2 separate regions of the Homo sapiens genome follow, and region 2 is linked to region 1. Evidence: read pairs that join two places in POLR2A ChIA-PET (ENCODE). Cell type or tissue: Panc1. All regions are shown on one strand. Links, peaks and the distances in the headings refer to the core of each region. The heading gives the core; the rest is flanking DNA.

What was found. Peaks named below come from ENCODE experiments on the same cell type or tissue, not always from the same donor. Only the 100,000 strongest peaks of a DNase experiment are listed, where the experiment ranks them.
Region 2: POLR2A ChIA-PET joins it to region 1 with 5 read pairs; 4 of 35 experiments call an interaction of 5 or more read pairs at or near these places.

The regions. Positions count from the first base shown.
Region 1 is chr11:9,805,144-9,815,969 of GRCh38, forward strand. SBF2 (SET binding factor 2) reads right to left here. Exons shown (of 40, transcript NM_030962.4): 30 at 7,389-7,565; 31 at 3,758-3,859; 32 at 2,857-3,042. It overlaps SBF2-AS1 (SBF2 antisense RNA 1), which reads left to right. Exons shown (of 3, transcript NR_036485.1): 2 at 2,705-4,141; 3 at 5,117-6,176. Among named protein-coding and RNA genes, the nearest start is that of LINC02709, 51 kb to the left of the region's middle. In Panc1, for the core only: no CTCF peak of the experiment used is centred there; no DNase peak of the experiment used is centred there; H3K27ac peaks cover 4,879 bases.
Region 2 is chr11:9,925,609-9,936,434 of GRCh38, forward strand. All of the region lies in intron 16 of SBF2 (SET binding factor 2), which reads right to left. LOC101928008 (a long non-coding RNA gene) reads left to right here. Exons shown (of 3, transcript NR_120539.1): 3 at 3,282-3,655. Among named protein-coding and RNA genes, the nearest start is that of LINC02709, 170 kb to the left of the region's middle. In Panc1, for the core only: no CTCF peak of the experiment used is centred there; no DNase peak of the experiment used is centred there.

The sequences.
Region 1 (10,826 bases), core at 2,958-7,957:
GCCAAGGTGGGAAGACTGCGTGAGCCTGGGAGGCGGAGGTTGTAGTGAGCCGAGATCACACCACTACACTCCAACCTAGGTGACAGAGTGAGACTCTGTCTCAAAAAAAAAAAAAAATTATATACATGGAATCATACTCAGTTGGACCCTTTGAGATTGCCTTTTTTTTCTTTCAATATAATGTCCTTGAGATCCCTTCAAGGTGTTGCATGTGCCAGTAATTCCTTTTTACTGTTGAGTAGTCGTCCACGGTATGGATGTATCCCAGATTGTGTAGCCATTCACCTACTGTAGGACAGACATTTGGGTTCCCCCCAGTTATATTCAAATCGGATATGTGGAAGGGTAATTCTTTAGGAAATGTGGAGCCACTGAAGGTTTTTGTTTGTTTGCTTTGAAGACTTTTGTGGAGGGGAATAAAAGGATTGTATCTGAGCTTTTGGAAGATTATGCCAGCAATTCTACTTAGGATATTCTAGATTTTTTTTTTTTCCCCCAAGACGGAGCCTCGCTCTGTCTCCCAGGCTGCAGTGCAGTGGGGGCTTCTCAGCTCAATGCAACCTCCGCCTCCCGGGTTCAAGCGATTCTCCTGCTTCAGCCTCCCAAGTAGCTGGGACTACAGGCGTGCGCCCCCACGTCTGGCTGATTTTTTGTATTTTTAGTAGAGATGGGGTTTCACCATGTTGGCCAGGATGGTTTTGATCTCTTACCTCGTGATCCACCCACCTTGGCCTCCCAAAGTGCTGGGATTACAGGCGTGAGCCACCACGCCCGACCAGGATATTCTAGATGGTCTTGATGAAGGGTGGTAAGAGCATGAACAAGACTTGTGGTCTTTCAAATTCTCATATATTCATTGAGATTATCTATTTATTGTCTATTATATTCCAGAGACTGAAACTGTAATTGTGTTAGATACTAGGGATATGAAGACTAGTATGACATAGTCCCTGTTCCCAAGAATTCTCAGACTAAGTAGAGGGCAATAGTTACATACAAATAAACATACTTTAGTGCTATAGATGTTATCAAAGAAGTCTATACCTGACTCATTAGAAATACATATAAAGTGGGAGCGTGAGGGTCAGCAAAAGATTCAAAGAATTATGAACTAAAATAACATGTGTAGTGCTCAGAACAGTGCCTGGCACATAGTAAGCAGTCGACACAAATTAGTAATTATTGTTAGTAATGGTGGTATACGGAGGCAGGAAATAGTCTAGTCCAATTGATAAGCATAATAAAAAAGCAAGATAAGAAGTGCTTTCATGAAGAACTCATATGCTTTCACCTGCCTAGAAGTGAGAAGAGATAGATGCTTGCTCCTCTCCTTTGGCCTCAGGTAAGCTTTCTGTTTCAGAGACAATGGTCTCCAAACTTCTCCCTCATCTATTTGCCAAAAGGAGTATGAATAAAAGGGCCAATATTCAAACAGAAAACAAATATAGTATACTCTTTGCTGCAAAGAGTTTAAAGGTACATGCTTAACCTTGTGACCAGCTCCTCCAGTTACTGCTTGGACAGATCAATTGAAATTCGTCAATCGGTCTTGTCTTTAATAAGTAAATTAGAGCAGTAAAAAACATAGCTTCCTGTGTGTGGGGTGAAAGGTTGGAAAGTCACTGCTCATGAGTATGGAGTTTCTTTTTGGAGTGATAAAATGCTCTAAAATTGATTGTGGTAATTGTTACAAAACTTTGTGAATGGATTCAAAACCACTGAACACTTTAAATAGGTGAATTGTATGATATATATAGTTCAATAAAGCTGTTATTTACAAAAATTATGTAGTGATCTGGAAAGTTGATCAAGTGATTACTAGAATAAAAACAAAATAAAACATAACCACATACTAACTTGGTGTCATCACAGTTAGTTTCAACTCTGGTTCCTGAAAACATAGTTCTGCCTTTCTTTCCAATCGATATTTGAGGCCAGTGTGTTTCAAAGAGGCTCACCATTCCCACAAATGTTTGACATGCCAGAACCCATTCATCCAACCCTGGGATTGTGGTCAAATGAAAGCTGGAAATAGGCCTGCTTTTCCTAGGCCAATTCAGTCTTCAACTTGCAAGCTCAGTGCCATCCAATTCTCAAACCCAATCCTGACCAAGGCCCCATCCAGAGGTCTGTATCTGATGTGCCTGCGATGAAGGCAGGAGGGAGCCTAGAGCAGTCACATCTCCCCTACCCTCACTGCATTTGAATGGATATACCTGGGCTCCCACTTATAAGTGAGAACATGAGGTATTTGGTTTTCTGCTTCTGCATCAATTTGCTTAGGATAATGGCCTCCAGCTATATCCATGTCATTGCAAAAGACATGATTTCATTCTTTTGTATGGCTGCATAGTATTCCATGGTATATATGTACCACAGTTTCTCCATGTGGTAGAAGTGACCAGTGTTCTCAAGCCTGTATGCCTGTCTGGCTGGGCCCTGATTATTTCTCCAGGGGTTAGGCTTTACCTCTTATGTTCCCAGGCACAAGCTGGGGTCCTCCCAAACTGGGCAGACCATGTGCTCGATTTCAGGACCCGTATTACCTAGAGATTTTGTTCTTAGGTAATAAGCCCAAGTTTGCTTCTCTTCTTTGAAGATGGTCATTTAGAGTGCTGGCTACTTCACTTGGGGCAAGCCCAACAGCCAGCTTAGCTGTCCTAGTTTCAGAAACCAACTAATTTTTTTTCTTTTCCATTCCTAGGAGTCTACTGCTAAGATTTCAGCATGTCCTGTGGCTGAGTTAATCAGAGTTATGACAGGAAGGTACCGGGCACACCATCGCAATGCTCCATCAATGCTAGTATGTTGTGTTCTTTCCTTCATATCAAGTCAACTCAAGCTTGCTCTACTTACCTGGTGTACACAGTCTAAGAACTGTAAGAAGACTGGAGCAAAACCACTCCCCTGACAGTTGAGGGTCAAGCTGCTCCTCTGACTGAATTTGTGACCAAAAGAGAGCCACTCTTTTTCAACCAACATCTGGAAGCCTTCAAGTGTCCTATAAAAGGGATCACTGAGTAACTGAACCAGGGATGTCACCTAGGGCATAAGCAGGATGGATTGTCATTAATTTTAGTTCTGAAAAAGGCCTATTACTAAGATAAAAGCACTTCCTTCTGATGATAGCTAATTCACAAATTTACCTGGACAGCAAATTTGTTCACTAACCATTCCAGGATGGCCAATAAAATTAATTTTGTAAACTTGCCAGTAAAAACTAAAGCTCAAATTCATTTTGGCTACAAGTTTACTTTCAGGGAATTGAGACTTTAATCCTTAACTGGCCAGTTTGCTGACAGCAACCTTTTCCTAAGTTAATCAGAGGCCAGAGGATCAGTTAAAATCAATTCTACTTTTTGGCAGATGCAGATTAATGTCTTAATGTAGTCTGAACTCACACTTTTCACTCTGGAGTGAGTTAAGGCGGGGCTTATAGAGAGCCAGGGGATGGACTGACAAAACCCAGGAAGGATGGTCCACGCCTCACACTGCTGGTCAAGGGCTCCATCCGCAAGCCTGCATGGTACATCTGTGGATGGGAGAGCTTGATGCCCGGAGCCAGAGCTCCAGGCTGCGTAGGGGCTAAGAGCTCATGGTACGGAGTTTTCTGATGGATACCAGGTGCTGTTTAACACAGGACTTTCTCTGTCCATAAACACATTAGTCATTATACAAAAGAGTCATCTGAAGAATTTAAAAATGACCAAATGGAAATATAAATATAAAATATCAAAAAATATGTCTAATAGTTTACTTGTGCAGTGATGTCCCAGCCTTCCTCCAAACAGACCAAAACTGAGGAACCATTCTCAAGTACTTCTGATACAACCACAGCCAGCTGCATTATCCTGTGAAGCTAAGAGACAGGAAGGAGAACACAATTAGACCAAGCGCTTTCTGAGTGCAGAAGTCAGAGAGAGTTGCTTTCAACCCTGGATAATCAAACGACTTAGGGATAAAGCGCTTGCACAAAAGAACCACATAATGTTTTAAATACCTAAAGTTCTTTCAAATCAAGATTAAACAATGACACTTTTGACTGGATGCAATGACTCATGCCCATAATCCCAGCACTTTGGGAGGCCGAGCCGGGCAGGTCATTTGAGGTTCGGAGTTCGAGACCAGCCTGGGCAACATAGTAAGACCCCATCTCAATGAAAACAACAACAAAATGACACTTCAAAAAAGTAGACACATTTTAAAACAATACATTCTAGTAATACATAATGAAATAAAATTACCTTACATGATTCCCCCAAAAGTAGGTGAGCTATAATTCCATAGAGTACAAAAAACAGAGATTCTATGTGGACTTCCCAACAAAAGACGGAAATTCAGATGAATTTTATTGGATTTAAAATTTGTTTTTCCATGATGTAGTAAGTTTTGTTTCAGACATTTTTTTTTTTTTTTTTTGAGACAAAGTCTCGCTCTGTCACCCAGGCTGGAGTGCAGTGATGCAATCCTGGCTAACCACAACCTCTGCCCCCCGGGTTCAAGCGATTCTCCTGCCTCAGCCTCCCGAGTAGCTTGGATTACAGGTGCATACCAGTGCACCCGGCTAATTTTTTGTATTTTTAGTAGAGACGAGGTTTCACCATGTTGGCCAGGCTAGTCTTGAACTCCTGACCTCAGGTAATCCACCTGCCTCAGCCTCCCAAAGTGCTAGCATTACAGGCGTGAACCACCACGCCTGGCCTATTTCAGGTATTCTTAATTTTTTGGGAATTAGATAGTGGTGATAGTTACACAATGTTGTGGACATACCAAAAAGCGTTGAGTTGTGCACCTTTATCATAAGGATAAATTTTATGGTAAGTGAATTATATGTTAAAAAAGAAACTCCTGGCTGGGTGTGGTGGCTCAACGCCTGTAATCCCAGCACTTTGGGAGGTTGAAGCAGGAGTAGTGCTTGAGCTCAGGAGTTTGAGACCACCTGGGCAACATGGCAAAACCCCATCTCTACAAAACATACAAAAACCAGCCAGGCGTGGTGGCATCTGCCTGTAATCCCAGCTACTCAGGAGGCTGAGGTAGGAGGATCGCTTGAACCTGGGAGATCGAGGCTGCAGTGAGCTGTGATTGTGCCACTGCACTCTAGCCTGGGTGACAGAGCAAGACCCTGTCTCGAAAAATAAAAATAAAAAAGATACTCCTATTTGTCTATACTGTGTACTAAATGAGAAAAAAACTTTCAATATATTTGTGCTAAGTTTTTAAAGCCACATCAATTGGCTCAAAGTCCTTAATAAACAATTAAGGTATGAGAATAGTATATAGATTTTAAAACCAGATGTATAACATTGTAATTTTAAAAAATATTTTAATGATCATCAGACATAATTTGCAATTTGAATCCAACTCTGAACAAGAACAAAAATGAAAAAACCCATCTCTTAAACAGAGCTAGGCTACTTTAAACACAGGAATAAGGCAAATGCCCTACTCAGTAATGAGAAGCTCCTCATGTAACTGTTTCTACAACATAGCTATCACCAGGCCTGAATTCTTTTGGGCTCAGAATTTGTTCTAAGAAATGGCTATTATTAAAAAGTCAAAAAATAACAGATGCTGGCGAGCCTGTGGAGAAAAGGGAATGTATATACATTTCTGGTGGGAATGTAAATTAGTTCAGCCATTGTAGAAAGTAGTTTGGTGATTTCTCAAATAACTTAAAACAGAATTACCATTTGACCTAGCAATCCCATTACTGAGTATATACCCAAAGGAATATAAATTGTTCTACCATAAAGTCACATGCACACACATGTTCAGTGCTGTACTATTCACAATAGCAAAGACATGGAGTCAACCTATATGCCCATCAACGGTAGACTGGATAAAGAAAATATGGTACATATACACCATGGAATACTACACAGCCATAAAAAGAATGAGCTTATGTCCTTTGCAGTAACACAGCTGAAGCAAACTAACACAGGAATGGAAAACCAAATACTGCATATTCTCACTTATAAGTGGGAGCTAAACATTGAGTACACATGGACACAAAGAAAGGAATAGACGCCTGGGGCGTATTTGAGGTTGGAGGTGAGAGGAGGGTGAGGATAGAAAAACTACCTATCAGGTACTATGCTTATTACCTGGGTGATGAAATAATCTGTACACCAAACTCCCAAGATATGCAATGTACCTATACAACAAACCTACATATGTACCCCTGAACACAAAATAAAAGTTAAAAAAAGAATTTGCTTTAAGAGTTAACTTTTAAGATGTCAATATCCCAAGTGGGCAATTATTTTCCACTGTCTTTAGTCCCTATCTTTTGGTACAGGTCCACTTTCTAGCAAAGAGTAGAGCACAGAATGTATCAGAAACATGGATAGATAAGTTGGGTGGAGGGGTCCGTTTGGAGCTGGGGCTCATAGCCTGGGGACAGAAGGGAGTATCGACCAGTTCCTTCCACGGGTATGCAAAGCACCCTAAATTGCCTTAATAATAATGAACACAGCATGATACATTTATAGCCAAATATTTATGTGGCGGCATTTCTCTTTGGTTTAAGTATCTTGAGAACAGTCACAGCCCTGAGTACTGACATCATTTCCTTTTTTTTTTTTTGCCTTTTAGTCCAATGTGCTGTGGGAAACAAGAGGCAGGATGCTTGGAGGTAGATGGAGGCAGGGGACTGGGAATTTCTGCAAGGTGATAACAAATAATGGGGGCCAGGCGTGGCAGCTCATGCCTGTAATCACAGCTCTTTGGGAGGTCAAGGTGGGAGGATTACTTGAGGCCAGGAGTTCAAGACCAGCCTGGGCAATATAAGAAATAAAGGGGCTTAAAGACAAGGCCCTTTAATTTCTCAATAAAAGTTCAATTAAGAATATCCCAAAGTTGACTGAACTGAAAGATGATAGACACTGTGTTTTTTTTTCAAGCCTTAGGTAGGCTTGGGGGCATCCAGTGTGCCTTTGGTGGGTAGTGTGGGGTGGATCTAAAATCTAGAGACCTGGGATAGGCAGACAAATGAAAGGTGAGAGCTCTTGGGAGTCATGCAGAAGTTGCCCTCTGCCCTGGATCCTTACTGTATTGACAACAGAGCAGGAGCCCTGTAAATACATGCTGATTAAATTTACATCAAAGATTTCCATCTAAAAATAATTTTCTCCTTAGTGTCCTATAGATACCAAACTTTTAAATACACAGAGATAAAAACCCAGCGATCAAGACTTCTACTCCCTCACCTCCTATACCAGATGATTTCCTTAGTCTGAAAGGCCTTTACTGATGGCACACAATGAAGGAGGAGAATGTTGGGGAGTAGGGGAACAAAGTATTTTTTTTCTCAAATACAGTTCTGTATATCTACTTGGGCCTCTGTTTCTTTGAGTTATAAAGAAAGAAGCTGCTTCAGACATTACCTGTGGGAACCACTCAGAATCTCCCAGCGCTTTCAGGAAGGTCACTTCTGAGTCAGTAGGGATGGTGCTTGGGATACAAGCCCTCATCAGCTTCTTAAAACTGGCTTTCACTTGCCGGATTTCATGAAATTCAACAGGAACAAACTCACAATTTAAAGCAAATTCTACCTTGAAGTTCTGCGGATGAAGATTCAGAGAATTAGGCAGATGAAGTGCTATAGGTAAAAGAGTGATGTTTCCAATGGGGCAGTGCATAATGACAAAGTTATTTGGGGCCAAATAGCTGCAGAGGCTGCCAATGGGTCAAGAAAGTCAATCTTGTACAGCAATGTGTCAGTGTTGGTGGGAACAGCCATTCAGTACAAGCTAGTGGTTTGCCCAGAATGGCAAATCTAGTCCTTACTAGAGGTAGATTACTTAGCCTAAGAATGCGTTCATTCTGAGAACTGGAAGAGCCTACTGGTAGACTGGAACTTGATGGAGCTCATAATACCAAATATAAGTCAATTATAAGGCCATGAACCTGGAAGTTTAAAGAGAAACTAATGATACATGGACAGTATGATTACTCCAACAGTGTAAACTAAGTCTTCCCAAGATGTATATGGTAAGGGATAGGTAACACACTGTTGGAGTTCCAGACTGTACGTGTATTAAAGTTTGTAGATATGCACATATTTGTTTCTTATTATGCAAGTAAAACATATTCATAATAAAAATGAAAAAAGGTAGAGATAAATATTGAGAAAGAAATAGAAATCACTTTCTTACTGCCCCAAGACTACCAACATTGTGGTTATTTTTTTGTTTTTTTGGGATGGAGTCTTGCTCTGTCACCCAGGCTGGAGCGCAATGGTGCGATCTTGACTGACTGCAACCTCCGCTTCCCAGGTTCAAGCGATTCTCCTGCCTCAGCCTCCCGAGTAGCTGGGACTACAGTCGTGCGCCACCATACCCAGTTAATTTTTGCATTTTTAGTAGAGATGGGCTTTCACCATGTTGCCCAGGATGGTCTCAATCTTTTGACCTTGTGATCCGCCCACCTCGGCCTCCCAAAGTGCTGAGATTACAGGCGTGAGCCACCACGCCCAGTCCTACTTCTTAAAAGTCAATAATAAAAAATTACATGGTCGGGCACGGTGGCTCATGACTGTAATCTCAGCAGTCTGGAAGGCTGAGGCAGACAGATTACCTGAGGTCAGGAGTTCAAGACCAGCCTGGCCAACACGGTGAAATCCCATCTCTACTAAAAATACAAAAAGTAGCCAGGCGTGGTGACAGGCACCTGTAATCGCAGCTACTCGGGAGGCTGAGGCAGGAGAATCACTTGAACCCCGGAGATGGAGGTTGCAGTGAGCTGAGATGACACCACTGCACTCCAGCGTGGGCAGCAGAGTGAGACTCCACCTTAAAAAAAAAAATTACATAAAAAAACCACGAAAGGCTTTGTTCATTTCTATCTTTGGGATAATATTTTTTCACTTAATATATGTATCAACCTATATTTATTTGAGTACTTTCTCATTTACATCTTTAATCCTTATGGAATTTATTTTGTGTGTGGTATGAGTGTTGCATTTGCAATTAAAGAATGCTATACTGATGGCCTACTGGTATATTTCATTTTAATAACCTGGTTGCCTAGCTCTGAAGAAGATTTAAAAGTCCTCTAACTTTTCATGCCAAAGAATGAATTAATTTTCTCAAAATGTTTCCACTTTCTTTTCATTGTGCCCAAATTACTCTATTGGACCATCTGCTTTTCTAAGATTAAAACTGCTTTCTGGAGATTGGTTGCACAGCAACATAAATGTACTTAATAATACTGAGTCATACACTTAGAAATGGTTAAGATGGTAAATCTTGTTATGTGTATTTTATAATTTTTCCTTTGTCTTAATAATTCTATTTTTAAGGAAGCTATTCTAAGGAAATAATCTAATAGGAAAAAACCCCCAGGGAATGGTATCTCAATTAAAAAAAATAACAAAATAACTTATTTGCTTGGAATTGTGACTGTAATTTTATATACAGAAGATAAAGAAACCTAAACATCCAACAACATGGGATGAATAGTGACTAAAATAGTTATGAAGACTATATGACATGGAAACATAATGTTAAGGCTTCAGATAAATAACCTAGCGATATACATGAGTTCCTTTCTATTATTTTTAAAAACTTATAATAGACAAAACATAGTTTACTTTTCAGGAAAGGTAGATTCCTATTTCCCAACTATACATGAGCTAGGTATGCTTATCTTATAAACCAGGAGTTACTAACCAAAGTATTGAGACACTCCATTAGGTTGTAAGGAATTTGTTCCTAATAATAAAGTATTAAAGTATGTGAATTTACCTAGGTAAAGGCCAAATTCAAGATTATTTTCAGAATAAGTCACTGTAATTTATTGGCTTTCATGTTTCTTTGTTGGGAGAAAAAGGTATGGAATTGTAACTGGATGGCATTGTGCAAGCTAGAATGTGGCACATATCAGACAGATACAGAGCCATATTCTACATACAAAATTGAATAAAAGATAAAACCTGAATGGAATATATAGAATAGCTGACAACTATTGTGCCAGAATGGTGGGATTACATTTTTAAAAATAATAATACTTGTCCGGGTGTAGTGGCTCACGCCTGTAATCCCAGCACTTTGGGAGGCCAGGGCGGGTGGATCACAAGGTCAAGAGATGGAGACCATCATGGCCAACGTGGTGAAACCCCATCTCTACTAAAACTAAAAAAAAAAAAAAAAAAAAAAAAAAAAGCTGGGCGTGGTGACGCGTGCCTGTAATCTCAGCTACTCAGGAGACTGGGGCAGAATTGCTTGAACCTGGGAGGTGGAGGTTGCAGTGAGCCGAGATCATGCTACTGCATTCCAGCCTAGCGACAGAGTGAGACTCCATCTCAAAAACTTAAAAAAAATATAATAATAATATTTTATTGAGGAAGGGCAGACAGAAAGAAAAAGAGGGCAGGAGGAAGAGAGGGAAGGAAAAAGGCAGCATCCCAACTCTTTCTTACTCAAATACGTATGATCACATAGCTAATCTGAGAAATTATGTGCAAAGAGAATGGCAGAGGGGAGTATTAAGGAGCTAAACCTCGGAGAGTGATTCGGATCACGAGTAAGTGTTGTGCTGAAGCATGGAAAGTCTGTGCTCTGGAAAAGACACTGGCACCAGCAACCCTGGATTGCTGTAGAAAAGGGTTCTATTTTTTGGATATAAAATTATCTACTGTATCAGAAGACACATATGCAGATTTAAAACTTGAGCATTACCCAGCAGTTTTATGCCCTCTACCCTAAAGGTTAGTGACTAAGTGGTTGCAGCAGTCCAGGCAGTGGGAGAAGAGCTAGCAAAGCCACTAGCCTGCTCCAGAAGAGATGACTCAGTTACTGGCATCTTAAGGGCCAAGCATGTGG
Region 2 (10,826 bases), core at 3,166-8,165, 120 kb after region 1:
TAAGTCCTCAAAAGCCAATGTATATGTCACACTAACAGCACATCTTGGTTTGAATTAGACACATTTCACCTAGTCGAATCTAGTTCCACATGTGTCACATAAAGATTTTGGACTACATTAGACTACAATACCCTTAAAATATAGGTCTTATAGTCCTAAAGTTATAGAAAGTGTGATTTTCTATCTCTTTTCTTCCCACAATTGCCCTTTCCTTAGGCTTTTGGCTGCTATTTTTAGAATACTGTTTAGAAAATTATGGCAGGGGACATCAAATCAGGGTACTGAACTTGTTATAGGGCAACTGAAAAATGTCAGTCTCCCCAGGCTAAAAAATAAGGTTTGGAACCAACGTGATAACGTTTTCCATGAAATTAGTTATAGATAAAAGAGAGAACAGTTTGAACTTCAAAGGGTATCAAAGTCAGACAGCCTCAAAGACTGATATGTGGATCTTTCCCCTTTGATTTTGTTATGAAACTGGGCTGTCTCCATTGCAGACTATCTGTAATCTGGCTTAAGTTGTACTTATAAAAGTGTTTTAGTCTCCTTGTTTTTTTCCCTTTTCACATTGAACTTTGGTCATTTCTACACTGCATAAGTAGAAAAATATTTCGGGTAGACTGTATTTGATTTTCCTGTAGCTGTTAGAAACTTGCAAACCTTTTTGTCACTGGTGAGAATTCAAAATTGAAGTTTAGCCTTAAGAATAAAAAAAATTGTCTTTTTTTTTTTCCTTTTAACAAACTACCATTGGAAAGACTGAAAATCTTAAGTAGGGAAAAAGCAAAAGGATGGCCCCTACTTAAAATTTCATAATGCTATACCAATCAAAATTCTTATATTAGAACACACATTCTTTTCAAGTGCATAAGGAATAGCTGCCAATATAGACCATATACTGGACCATAAAACATCTCCCAATGAATTTAAAAGCATGTTATCTGAACATGATAGAAGTTAGAAAGCATTAAGAGAAAAACCTCTGAAAGATCCACGCAAAGAGTATAATATAAACTACATAACATAATTCTAAATAACCTAAGCGTTCAAAGAAGAAATCAAAAGGGAAATGAGAAAGTATTTAAAAATGAATAAAAATGAAGACATATTATATAAAAATTTGTTGGCTGCTAATAAGGCGGTATTTAGTGAGAAATTTCTAGCACTAAATACCTGTGTTAGAAAAGAAGAAAGGTTTCAAATCAATCACATTAGCATCTACCTTAAGAAAATGGACAAAGAGCTAATTAAATATAAAGTAAGTAGAAGAAAGGAAATAAAATGTCGTGTAGAAATCAATAATAGACAACATAAAAACAACAGAGAGAAAATCAATGAAACCCGAAACTGGTTCTCTGAGAAATTTAATAAAATGTATAACTCTCTAGCTTGACTGAACAGGATAAAAAGGGGAGACAACACATTTTTGCCATGAGGAATGAGAGAGATGACATTATTCTAGATTCTATAGATATTAAAAAGATAATAAAGAACTAGGATTAACATGTTATATCTATATATTGGACAATTTTGACAAAATGAACAAATTCCTTTTAAGATACCAATTGCTAAATACCTCTTACAAAATAAATAACCCAAATACATTACATCTACAAAATAATTGAACTTGAAGTTAAAAACCTTCTCATAAAGAAAGATCTAGGCCTGGATATCTTTATTTATGAATTCCACCAAATATTTAAGGAAGCAATAATACCAATTCTAGACAAACTCTACTGGAAAATTGAGCCGGAGTATGCACTTCCCAACTGATTTTATGAGGCCAGCAATACCCTGCTACCAAAACCAGACACAGAAATTAGCAAATCAAATCCGACAAGTTAAACCGGATGCAGTACTATGTGCCTATAGTTCCAGCTATTTGGGAGGCTGAAGCAAGAGGATCACTGGAGTCAGTCTGGGCAAGATAGCAAGTCCTCTGTCTCTAATAAAATAAAAAATTAAATAAAAAAATAAAAAATACATCATGATCAACTAGAATGGAAAGCTGGTTTCACATTAGCAAATCAACCAATGTAATTCACCCTGTTAAAAAACTGAAGAGAAAAACTATCTGATCACCTTAAAAGATACGGAAAAAAAATCTGACAAAATACCACATCAATTATTTGATTCCTCAGTATCCTAGGAATCAAAGGACACTTTCATAAACAGATAAGAGAGTATCTACAAAAAAACCCTACAGCTAATGTCTGCACTTAAATCTATACTATTTTTCACAAAAGTGCAAAGCCAATTCAGTGAGTAAACAAATGATGCAACAACAACTCTATATCTGTTTGTAAAAGAAATGAACTTGGTCCCATACCTTATACCAAATTAAAAAGATAAACTAGAAACAGCTGAGATCTAAATATGAAACCTAAACATTTAGCATTTTTAAAGAAAATGAGAGAAAATTTTTGTCACTTTGGGTTTAGAGAAGACTTCTTAGATATGATACCAAGTGCATATCTATTCATGAATAAAAAATTGATAAACTGGACTTTATCAAAATAAAAAGCTTCTGATCTTTAAAAGACACTGTTCAGAGAATAAAAATATAAGACAATATCTGAAAATAACTGAAAATCATATATTTGAGAAGGACTTGTATTCAGAATATAAAAATTTTTCCAAACTCGGTAATAAGAAAACAAACAACCCAATTTAAAAAGGGCAAAATATTTGAACATACATCAACAAAGATATATAGATGGTAAATAAGTATAAATCAAGATGTCCAATATCATCAGTCATTAGGAAAGTGCAAATTAAAACCACATGAGATACAACCACACACCTATTAGGATGGCTTCAAATGGAAAGACTGACTACAGGAAGTGTTGGAGAGGATGTGGAAATACTGGAACTCTCATATACTCATGGTGGGAATGTAAAATGATAGAGCTGCTTGAAACACAGCTTGGACATTTCTTAAAAAGTTAAAAGTACACATACTATAGGGTCCAGCCAATACACTCCTGTTATTTTAAACTAGATAAATGAATGCATTATGTCCATCAAAGACTTATGCATGAATGTTGAGAGCAGTTTTACTTGTACCAGGCCCCAGCTGGAAATGAATCAAATATTCATTAACATGTGAATGGATAAGCAAAAGTAACTGAGGTATTTGCATTGTTGGAATCTGCCGTTTGATACTGGAATACGTTCTTAAATAAATGTGGTTATGTTTTATACATCATTTTAATGGGCATTTCTCACTTTATTTTTCTTTTGTTAATGACTTATTACTTGCTGTTCATTTCATGTTTTAGACTATGAAAATGATGTTAGATAAAAATTAAATTCAAGCAATTTTCTTGTTCGAGTTCAAAACGGGTCATAAAGCAGCAGAGATAACTTGCAACATCAACAATGCATTTGGCCCAGGAACTGCTAATGAACATACAGTGCAGTGCTTGTTCAAGAAGTTTTGCAAAGGAGAAGAGGAAGATGAGGAGTGTAGTGACCAGCCATTAGAAGTTGACAACAACCAAGTGGGAGCAATCATCAAAGCTCATCCTTTTACAACTACACGAGAAGGTGCCGAAGAGCTCACCATTGACCATTCTATGGTCATTTGGCATTTGAAGCAAACTGGAAAGGTGAAAAAGCTCGATAAGTGGATGCCTCATGAGCTGAACCAAAAAAAACAAAAAACAAAAAAAAAAAAACCATCGTTTTGAAGTGTCATCTTCTCTTACTCTATGCAACAAGGAAACATTTCTCAATTGGATTGTGATGTGCCACAAAAAGTGGATTTTATATGACAACCAGTGACAACCAGCTCAGGGGTAGGACCAAGAAGCAGCTCCAAAGCGCTTCCCAAAGCCAAACTTGCAACCAAAAAAGGTCATGGTCACTGTTTGGTGGTCTGCTGCCAGTCTGATCCACTACAGCTTTCTGAATCCTGGCGAAACCATTACATCTCAGAAGTATAGTTGGCAAATCGATGAGATAAACCGAAAACTGCAAGGCCTGCAGCTGGCATTGGTCAACAGAAAGGGCCCAATTCTTCTCCATGACAATGCATGTCACACAACCAATGCTTCAAAAGTTGAACAAATTGGGCTACAAAGTGCTGCCTCATCCACCGTATGCACCCAACCCCTGGTCAACTGACTACCACTTCAAGCATCTCAACAACTTTTTGCAGGGAAAATGCTTCCACAACCAGCAGGATGCAGAAAATGCTTTCCAAGAGTTCGTTGAATCTTGAAGCACAGACATTTATGCTACAGGAATAAAGAAACTTATTATTAACTGGCAAAAATGTGTTGATTGTAACGGTTCCTATTCTGATTAATAAAGATGTGTTTTCATTGTTCAGCTCCCATGGACACAGGTAGGGGAACAATACTTACTGGGGCCTGTTGGGGGATGGTGGGGGTGGGAGAGCATTACGGAAAAGAGCTGATGCATGCTGGGCTTAATACCTAGGTGATGGGTTGACAGGTGCAGCAAACAACCATGGCACACGTTTACCTATGTAACAAACCTGCACATCCTGGACATGTACCTCAGAAATTAATATAAAGAATTTTAAAAAAAGTACAAACAGGTGAAAAAAAATGTGTTTGAGCCTAGTTATAATGATTTAAAATTCATGGTCCAAAACTGCATTTACTTTTTTACCAACCTAATATTTATACAATATATAACAGTACTATTCACCATTAAAAAGGAATGATCTATTGATGCATACTACATACATCAAAATAATGATGCTGAGTAAAAGAAGCCAGACCAAAAAAATTACATATTTGATTCCATTCACATAAAATGTAGAAAATGCAACCTAATCTATAGTGGCAGAGAAAAGATCAGCAGTCACCTGGGAATGGGTATAGAGGCAGGGTGTTGAGAAGAGGGGAGAGTATCCTTTGTATCCCTTTTCTTGTACAAAAGAGTACAAGAAACTTTTGGGGATAATAAATTGGTTCATTATTTTGATTGTTGTGATAGTTTCAAAGGTGTCTATACATGTTAAAAAGTTATTAACTTGGGGAGATCCGTTTCAAGATGGCTGAACAGGAACAGCTCTGGTCTGCAGCTCCCAGCGTGATCGATGCAGAAGACGGGTGATTTCTGCATTTCCAAGTGAGGTACCTGTTTCATCTCATTGGGACTGGTTGGACAGTGGGTGCAGCCCACGGAGGGTGAGCCGAAGCAGCGTGGGGTGTCACCTCACCTGCGAAGAGCAAGAGATTGGGGGATTTCCCTTTCCCAGCAAAGGGAAGCCATGACAGACTGCACCTGGAAAAACGGGACACTCCCACCCAAATACTGCACTTTTACCAAGGTCTTAGCAACTGGCAGACAAGAAGATTCTCTCCCATGCCAGGCTTGGCTGGTCCCATGTCCACAGAGCCTTGCTCACTGCAAGCTAGCACAGCAGTCTGAGATTGAACTTTGAGGTGGCAGCCTGGCTGGGGGAGGGGCATCTGCCATTGCTGCAGCTTGCGTAGGTAAACAAAGAAACCAGGAAGCTCGAACTGGGCGGAGCCCACTGCAGCTCAGCAAGGCCTACTGCCTCTATGGACTCCACCTCTGTGGGCAGGGCATAGCTGAACAAAACGCAGCAGACAGCTTCTGCAGACTTAGAAGTCCCTGTCTGACAGCTCTGAAGAGAGCAGTGGTTCTTCCAGAATGGCGGCTGAGCTCTGAGAATGGACAGACTGCCTCCTCAAGTGGGTCCCTGACCCCTGTGTAGTCTAACTGGGAGACACCTCCCAGTAGGGATCGACAGACACCTGATATAGATGGGTGCCCCTCTGGGACGAAGCTTTCAGAGGAAGGATCAGGCAGCAGTATTTGCTGTTCTGCAATATTTGCTGTTCTGCAGCCTCCACTGGTGATACTCAGGCAAACAGGGTCTGGAGTGGACCTCCAGCAAACTCCAACACACCTGCAGCTGAGGGACCTGACTGTTAAAAGGAAAACTAAACAACAGAAAGGAATAGCACCAACATCAACAAAAAGGACATCTACACCAAAACCCCATCTGTAGTTCACCAACATCAAAGACAAAAGGTAGATAAAACCACAAAGATGGGGAGAAACCAGAGCAGAAAAGCTGAAAATTCTAAAAACCAGAGCACCTCTTCTCCTCCAAAGGATCGCAGCTCCTCCCCAGCAATGGAACAAAGCTGGATGGAGAATGACTTTGATGAGTTGACAGAAGTAGGCTTCAGAAGGTCAGTAATAACAAACTTCTCCAAGCTAAAGGAGCATGTTCAAACCCATCGCAAGGAAGCTAAAAACTTGAAAAAAGGTTAGACGAATGGCTAACTAGAACAAACAGTATAGAGAAAACCTTAAATGACCTGATGGAGCTGAAAACCATGGCACGAGAACTTCGTGACGCATGCACAAGCTTCAATACCCAATTCGATCAACTGGAAGAAAGGGTATCAGTGATTGAAGATCACATTAATGAAATAAAGTGAGAAGACAAGGTTAGAGAAAAAAGAGTAAAAAGCAACAAACGAAGCCTCCAAGAAATACGGGACTAGGTGAAAAGACCAAATCTACATTTGATAGGTGTACCTGAAAGTGATGGGGAAAATGGAACCAAGTTGGAAAACACTCTTCAGGATATCATCCAGGAGAACTTCCCCAACCTAGCAAGGCAGGCCAACATTCAAATTCAGGAAATACAGAGAACACCACAAAGATACTCCTCGAGAAGAGCAACCCCAAGACACAGAATTGTCAGATTCATCAAGGTTGAAATGAAGGAAAAAATGTTACGGGCAGCCAGAGAGAAAGGTCAGGTTACCCACAAAGGGAAGCCCATCAGACTAACAGTGGATCTCTCGGCAGAAACCCTACAAGCCGGAAGAGAGAGGGGGCCAATATTCATCCTTCTTAAAGAAAATAATTTTCAACCCAGAATTTCATATCCAGCCAAACTAAGCTTCATAAATGAAGGAGAAATAAAATCCTTTACAGACAAGCAAATGCTGAGAGATTTTGTCACCACCAGGCCTGCCTTACAAGAGCTCCTGAAGGAAGCATAAACATGGAAAGGAACAACCAGTACCAGCCACTGCAAAAACATGTCAAATTGTAAAGACCATCAATGTTACAAAGAAACTGCATCAATTAATGGGCAAAATAACCAGCTAGCATCATAATGATAGGATCAAATTCACACATAACAATATTAACCTTAAATTTAAATGGGCTAAATGCCCCAATTAAAAGATACAGACTGGCAAATTGAATAAAGAGTCAAGACCCATCGGTGTGCTCTATTCAGGAGACCCATCTCACATGAAGAGACACACATAGGCTCAAAATAAAGGGATGGAGGGAGATCTACCAAGCAAACGAAAAGCAAAAAAAAAAAAAAAAAAAAAAAAAAAAAACAGGTGTTGCAATCCTCAATCCTAGTCTCTGATAAAACAGACTTTAAACCAACAAAGATCAAAAGAGACAAAGAAGGCCATTACATAATGGTAAACAGATCAATTCAACAAGAAGAGCTAACTATCCTAAATATAGATGCACCCAATACAGGAGCACCCAGATTCATAAAGCAAGTCCTGAGAGACCTACAAAGAGACTTAGACTCCTACACAATAATAATGGGAGACTTCAACACCCCACTGTCTATATTACACAGATCAACGAGACAGAAGGTTAACAAGGATATCCAGGACTTGAACTCAGCTCTGGACCAAGTGGACCTAATGGACATCTACAGAACTCTCCACCCCAAATCAACAGAATATACATTCTTCTCAGCACCACATCACACTTATTCCAAAATTGACCACATAATTGGAAGTAAAGCATGCCTCAGCAAATGTAAAAGAACAGAAATCACAACAAACTGTGTCTCAGACCACAGTGCAATCAAATTAGAACTCAAGATTAAGAAACTCACTCAAAACCGCTCAACTACATGGAAACTGAACAAAGTGCTCCTGAATGACTACTGGGTACATAACGAAATGAAGGCAGAAATAAAGATGTTTTTTGAAACTAATGAGACCAAAGACACAACGTATCAGAATCTCTGGGGCGCATTTAAAGCAGTGTGTAGAGGGAAATTTACAGCACTAAATGCCCACAAGAGAAAGCAGGGAAGATCCAAAATCAGCATCCTAACATCACAATCAAAAGAACTAAAGAAGCAAGAGCAAACAAATTCAAAAGCTAGCAGAAGGCAAGAAATAACTAAGATCAGAGCAGAACTGAAAGAGATAGAGACACAAAAAACCTTTCAAAAAAATCAATGAATCCAGGGGCTGGTTTTTTGAAAAGATCAACAAAATTGATAGACTGCTAGCAAGACTAATAAAGAAGAAAAGAGAGAAGAATCAAACAGATGCAATAAAAAAATGCTACTCGGGAGGCTGAGGTAGGAGAATGGCATGAACCTGGGAGGCGGAGCTTGCAGTGAGCTGAGATTGTGCCATGGCACTCTAGCCTGGGTGACAGAGCGAGACTGTCTCAAAAATAAATAAATAAAAATAAAACATAAAAAATGATAAAGGGGATATCACCACCGATCCCACAGAAATACAAACTACCATCAGAGAATACTATAAACACCTCTGCTCAAATAAACTAGAAAATCTAGAAGAAATGGATAAATTCCTGGACACATACACCCTCCCAAGACTAAACCTGGAAGAAGTTGAATCTCTGAATAGACCAGTAACAGGCTCTGAAATTGAGGCAATAATAGCCTACCAACAACAAAAAAAGTCCAGAAGCAGACGGATTCACAACCGAATTCTACCAGAGGTACAAAGAGGAGCTGGTACCATTCCTTCTGAAACTCTTCCAATCAATAGAAAAAGAGGGAATCCTCCCTAACTCATTTTATGAGGCCAACATCATCCTGATACCAAAGCCTGGCAAAGACACAACAGAAAAAGAGAATTTTAGATCAATATCCCTGATGAACATCAATGTGAAAATCCTCAATAAAATAATGGCAAACCGAATCCAGCAGCACATCAAAAAGCTTATCCACCACGATCAAGTCGGCTTCATCCCTGGGGTGCAAGGCTGGTTCAACATACGCAAATCAATAAATGTAATCTATCACATAAACAGAACCAACAACAAAAAGACATGATTATCTCAACAGATGCAGAAAAGGCCTTTGACAAAATTCAACAGCCCTTCATGCTAAAAACTCTCGATAAACAAGGTATTGACGGAACGTACCTCAAAATAATAAGAGCTATTTATGACAAACCCACAGCCAATATCATACTGAATGGGCAAAAACTGGAAGCATTCCCTTTGAAAACTGGCACAAGACAAGGATGCCCTTTCTCACAACTGCTATTCAACTTAATGTTGGAAGTTCTCACCAGGGCAGTCAGGGAAGAGAAAGAAATAAAAGGTATTAAATTAGGAAAAGAGGAAGTGAAATTGTCCCTGTTTGCAGATGACATGATTGTATATTTAGAAAACCCCATCGTCTCAGCCCAAAATCTCCTTAAGCTGATAAGCAGCTTCAGCAGTGTCTCAGGATACAAAATCGATGCGCAAAAATCACAAGCATTCTTACACCAATAACAGACAAACGGAGAGCCAAATCATGAGTGAACTCCCATTCACAATTGCTACTAAGAGAATAAAATACCTAGGAATCCAACTTACAAGGGATGTGAAGGACCTCTTCAAGAGGAACTAGAAACCATTGCTCAACGAAATAAAAGAGGACACAAAGAAATGGAAGAACATTCCATGCTCATGGATAGGAAGAACCAATACCGTGAAAATGGCCATACTGCCCAAGGTAATTTATATATTCAATGCCATCCCCATCAAGCTACCAATAACTTTCTTCACAGAATTTGAAAAAAACTACTTTAAAGTTCATATGGAACCAAAAAAGGAGCCCACATTGCCAAGATAATTCTAAACAAAAAGAAGAAAGCTGGAGGCATCATGGTACCTGACTTCAAACTATACTACAAGGCTACAGTAACCAAAACAGCATGGTACTGGTATCAAAACAGATATATAGACCAATGGAACAGAACAGAGGCCTCAGAAATATCACCACACATCTACAACCATCTGATCTTTGACAAACCTGACAAAAACAACAGATGGGGAAAGGATTCCCTATTTAATAAATGGTGCTGGGAAAACTGACTAGCCATATGTAGAAAGCTGAAACTGGATCACTTCCTTACACCTTATATAGAAATTAATTCAAGATGGATTAAAGACTTAAATGTTAGACCTAAAACCATAAAAACCCTAGAAGAAAACCTAGGCAATACCATTCAGGACACAGGCATTGGTAAGGACTTCATGACTAAAACACCAAAAGCAATGGCAACAAAACCAAAATAGACAAATGGGATCTAATTAAACTAAAGAGCTACTGCACAGCAAAAGAAACTACCATCAGAGTGAATAGGCAATCTACAGAATGGGAGAAAAATTTTGCAATCTACCCATCTGACAAAGGGCTAATATCCAGAATCTACAAAGAACTCAAACAAATTTACAAGAAAAAAACAACTCCATCAAAAAGTGGGTGAAGTATATCAACAGACACTTCTCAAAAGAAGACGTTTATGCAGCCAACAGACTTATGAAAGAATGCTCATCATCATTGGTCATCAGAGAAACGCAAATCAAAACCACAATGAGATACCATCTCACACCAGTTAGAATGGTGATCTTTAAAAAGTCAGGAAACAACAGATGCTGGAGCGGATGTGGAGAAATAGGAATGCTTTTACACTGTTGGTGGGACTGTAAATGAGTTCAACCATTGTGGAAGACAGGGTGGCAATTCCTCAAGGATCTAGAACTGGAAATAGCATTTCACC